Regions from separate parts of the Homo sapiens genome. Here region 1 is linked to region 2. The links are chromatin loops, found by intact Hi-C in ENCODE. Cell type or tissue: Calu3. All regions are shown on one strand.

What was found. A loop is a pair of places that touch in the nucleus more often than their neighbours do. Peaks named below come from ENCODE experiments on the same cell type or tissue, not always from the same donor. Only the 100,000 strongest peaks of a DNase experiment are listed, where the experiment ranks them.
Region 1: it touches region 2 in a loop (24-fold over the local background); 12 of 110 quality-filtered maps call a loop at or near these places.

The regions. Positions count from the first base shown.
Region 1 is chr21:38,125,702-38,128,201 of GRCh38, reverse strand. The region is part of intron 2 of DSCR8 (Down syndrome critical region 8); the gene reads right to left. Among named protein-coding and RNA genes, the nearest start is that of DSCR8, 5.5 kb to the right of the region's middle. In Calu3, a CTCF peak has its summit at 1,341; a DNase peak (open chromatin) is centred at 1,351.
Region 2 is chr21:37,758,033-37,760,532 of GRCh38, reverse strand. All of the region lies in intron 2 of KCNJ6 (potassium inwardly rectifying channel subfamily J member 6), which reads left to right. It overlaps LOC101928368 (a long non-coding RNA gene), which reads right to left. Exons shown (of 4, transcript XR_244309.5): 3 at 2,331-2,387; 4 at 21-1,227. Among named protein-coding and RNA genes, the nearest start is that of KCNJ6, 160 kb to the left of the region's middle. In Calu3, no CTCF peak of the experiment used is centred here; a DNase peak (open chromatin) is centred at 1,362.

The DNA of each region.
Region 1 (2,500 bases), 370 kb before region 2:
CTGGTTCTCCAGCTTGCAGATAGCAGATGGTGGGACTCCTTGCTCTCTGTAATCAAATAAGCCAGTCTCCTCCTACATGTATTTCTGTCCTGTCTGTTTGTGCTGCTCTAACAAAACACCTAAGACGAGGTAGTTTATAAAGACCAGAATGTTTATTTCCCACAGGTCTGGAGTCCGGAAAGTCCAAGATCAAGGCTGGCTGGTTCCATATCTAGTGAGGGAATGCTCCATCAGTGGTGTTTTTTGATGGTATCCTTATGTGACAGAAGGCTGAAGGGCAAAAGGGCCTAATCCATTTCTTTCCAGCCCTTTTATAAGGCACTCATCTATTCATGATGGTGGAGCCATCATGGCTTAATCACTTCCCAAAAGGCTCCACTTTTTAATATCACCTCAATACGGATTAAGTTTCAACATGAAATTTGGAGGGGACACATTCAAACCACAGCACTATGTATATCCCATTGGTTCTGTTTCTCTGCAGAACCCTGACTCACACAGAAGGGGAAACCATCTTCAGAGTAAATAAACATTTGTTGTCAACAATGCTTTGTATATATTCTTGATTCCCAAGAGCCAGCTGGAAATATGCTACTAGATCTCAGGCAGATCTTTCATATCCTTTTGGAATCTGGAATACAAATGACATAAACAATGACAGAGCTCAGAAGTGGAGACAGGATGGTAACAAGAGGTTTGGGAGTCATTTTTTCTCACCCCTCTCCTCCCTGGAAGAAGGATGAAATGAGATCCTCGCACACAAAGAATTGCTGGACGTTGCTGCCTTAAGTCTTGCCCATAGACAGTGTTGACAGTACAGGTGAAATGCACTTGAGTTATGGGACTTTCAAGCCCCTGCGAATCCTACCTGTCCTGTGGATGTGTGAAGAGACCCACTTCACTATTCTGCTTCCCCAAATCTGAGAAACAGAAGTAATAAAGTCACTGTGAGTTATTTATTTTTCATTGCCTCAGATGAAATTGGACTGTGAAAATACTTAGAGACTTCAGATTTTAATTGTGGCTAATTACATACAGACTCATAAAAATAGCAAAACAACCCCTAAGGCCAAATTAGAGGAAGGTGGAGCTGCATTTCACAAGGTGAATTTACTAATCGTATTCACGCTTTGTGTCTGCAAGCCGCATCTGCTTATTACCTAGCAAAGACAGGTGTGTGGGGATAAAGGGGTGCTGTAGGAGAGTGAGTGGGCTTCTATTCTAGCTTCTGAGGCATTCCAAAACAGAGGTCAGCTTGCTAATTTTTTCCTATGAAAAGTACAAACTGCAGCAATGAGACCAGAATGGCCTATGCAGTGTTCTCACCTAGAGGGCGCCAAAGGGCAGACCAACAACCCTCTCACCCACCGAGGGAGCCGACCGAGTCAGGAGCAGGTGGGGAGGTGACTTGCATTACCTATTTCACCATCATTCTGGAGTTCAGGATGTCTAGAATCACCATTCTCCCTAGCATGAAGTTGTCACGTGTGTGTGTGTGTGTGTGTGTGTGTACACACAAACACAATATATATGTGTATTATTTTGTATATATGTGTGTATGATATTGTACACATATATATTTTTTAAATTTTCATTTTTTAAAATTTCTGCCTTAACCATTCCAGAGCTGGGTACTAGACAACTAGGGCCATCCCTAGAGCTTAGAGCCCACCAGGATGATTCAAACTAGCCCATCCTAAGCTGCTCACCTGCCTTTCCCGCGAAACCTCAGTAAAGGTTGAATGATTTCCTGAGCTCCTGCCTCCTGCCTCCTGACCACTCTGGTGTTTTTTCCCGTGTGGTCCTGCGTGGCATGGCGTGCCTCCTCTTTGTAGGACCTGTGAGTATAATACTCTGTCTTCCTGAGCCTCCCCTGTGTCTCCTCCGTGGCTGCATGTGACTGACCATCTCATAAAAAGAATACAAAACAGCCATGTTCATTATTATTCAGCAAATGAAATAAATCTTTTTAATGCTTATATGCAAAATGCTGCAGATAATTGTAGAAAATCAAATACAGATGAAATCCTGTCAAGAAACTCAAAGTCTTGTAAGAAAATAAAACAAGCACACGAATGACAAGGTCGAAAGTGGTGAGTGCCAGAAACAAGCACAAAGTAAGGGCTGTAGAAGGAGCACCTCTCACTTATGTTTCTTCTGAGCCATGAACTAATCGCTTGAGACATAACAGTGAGTTTGGAAAGAAGCACATTTCCTAGGTAGCATATTGGAAAACAGTATCATCCCTGAAGAAGCCACTGTAATAGTGGATTTCCAAATGATTTGTAATTTTTTTAAGGTTTTGTTCACTGATGGGTCCATTCACCTGTAACAGAACCTGGTACATAGCGGCCTTCAGAAAATATCAGTTGGGATGAACTAAATTGTTCTTTAAAATGTTCAATAGAAAAGAAATCTGTCATCTTCAAGTGTAATAAGCACTTATAAAATCCAGTAGTTACGCCCTCCCACACACAAAGTTTAAGACATTTAGCAGTGT
Region 2 (2,500 bases):
GGACTTACATCTGTCTGGGGAGGGAAAGATCCTGTGCCTGCCCACCACCTAATCGGGGCTTCACAGGAAAAATGACACTGTTTGAGATGGTGCCTTGTTTGGAGGGAGGTTGTAGTACAGGGCTCAGGGGTGTGGACTCTGGAATCAGACTGCCTCTGTCCAAATTCTGACTCTGTGTGGCCTTAGGTGAGCCGTGTAAATTCTCTGTGGCTCAGTTTCCTTGTCCATGAAATGAGGAATCATAGCATTTCAACATTTATATTAATCCTCCATTGCTACCTAATATGCCAAAACATAGTGGCTTAAAGTAGCAGGAGACATTATTCTTGCAGCTTCTGTGGGTCAGGAATTCAGGACCAGCTTGGCTGGGCAGGTCGGGACCAGGACTTATTCTCTTGTAGGTTCCATCTGATGTTGGCTGGGTCTGCAGTTATCTGAAGGCTCGACTGGGCTGAGTCAACTTCTAAAGCAGCTCGTAGCCGTGGCTGGCGAGTTGGTGCTGCCTGTGGGTGAGAGGCATTCGTTCCTTCTGACATGGGCCTCTGGGTAGGACTGCTTGAGTGTCATCACGATGTAGCATCTGGCTGCCCCTGGGGAGAGCAGTCCAAAAGACAGCAGGCCAGCCAGCAGCTGTCCTTTCGTGACCCAGCCCAGAAGTCCTAACAGCACCTCTTCTGCCATGTTCTCATCTGCAGAACGGGATCACTAAGTCCAGCCCACACTCAAAAGGAGAGGAATGACACTCTGCCTTTGGAAGGAAGGAGTGTCTAAGAATTAAGAACATATTTTAAAACCATCGCAGTGTGGTTGGACAGGTGAACACGCAGATAAAATGGTTCCAGGATGATATAGATGCCAGGAAAGGAAGAGAAGGTTCTATGGAGAAGACCAACAGTGCTACTTAGACAGGATGACTTGTGAGGCTTCCTCAAGGACAAGACCCAGGGGACAATGGGAAGCCAGTGATGGGGATGGCGGGGATGAGCGTGCCAGGCAGATGGAGTGGCAAGCTTGGCGGCACAGGGAGGAGCAAGACCCTGCGGGGTTGTGAGAACACCTTTGCGGTCAGGGTGCCTGCAGCCCAGTGAGAAAGGTGCTGCTGTAACAGGGATGGAGAGGCCGCGTTTCAGCTCTTCCTGGTCTCACTCTTCCCTCCAGCTGTATGACCAAGCCCTCAAACATTCTGCCGTTCAGTGCAGTCCCGCCATTCATTTCACAGTGGTGTGTCTGGGAACAAGAAGAGGAGGGTGAGGCACCCAGAGAAACCTCAAAGCGCAAGGGAAAGACAGAGGCCCTGTGGCAGAGCTGGCGAGAGTAGGACAGAGATGCAGCCCGGACAAATTAGCCTTCCCAGCCAGGACCGCCCCTGCCACCTGGGGGACAGGAAGCTGAACTGCGAGCTGATCTCCTCCCCAGCCTCAAACATGGAACAGTCACCACTCAGCTGAGCCTCAGATAGGGGCCAGGAGGCTGTCAAGAGGAGGACTTAAAAGCAATGGCCTTGGGGGTCAGACTGAGGGCAACTCTTGCAACCCATGTGAGCAGGGCTGAGCCATGTGATCTCTAATCCTCAGTTTCCTCGCCTGTAAAATATCTAAGGCCGGGAAGGCACGGTGGCGCACACCTGTAATCCCAGCACTTTGGGAGGCCAAGGCAGGAGGATCACTGGAGCTCAGGAGTTCAAGACCAGCCTGGGAAACACAGCAAGCTCTCATCTCTACAAAAAAACAAAAAAGTAGGCAGGCATGGTGGCATGTACCTGTGGTCCTGGGAGGCTGAGGCAGGAGGATCACTTAATCCCAAGAGGGTCAAGGTTGCAGTGAGCTATCACGGCACCACTGCACTGCAGCCTGGGCAACATAGCCAGACCCTGTCTCAAAAAAAAAATCTCTATTGCTTACTCCTATGTCTGTACAATCCCTTACTTGGCTTATTTGTACTAGAGCCAGTTCCTCTGGCTCATAAGAGTTGACGGGTAGATATTCAGGAATCCTGTGAATGGTCGATAATCTTGAAATCCGCAGTGGTAAAAGCAATTCACATCATGGCAATCAGCAAACACTACAAATGAGGGATTAATTTTTCTGGACACTTGGTTTACCAGCTTACCACTGTGGATACTCCCATCTTAAGAATGGAAGGAGGAGGTGATATTTACAGCACCTGGCGCAGGGTAACTTCTCCCAAAATAACTGCTATTATTCTACACACACTCCCACCAATGCAAATACGATGATCCCAGAACACCTTTTGAGTCTAAAGATAATAAAGTTACAGGACCCTAGAGAACCCACACACCATCAGCCTCACAGACATCTGCAGACACCCACCTCCGTGGTGACTCTGCCCCGTCACTCCCACTGTCTTAATCGCTCAAGGATTCATGCCTAGGAGCACAAAGAGGAAAGTCAACTGGAGCTGGACCCCTGAAAATTAGGTGAAGCCTCTCCCCCTCCACTAAACCAGGCCCAGGGTCTCCTCCCTCACCATCCCCACACCC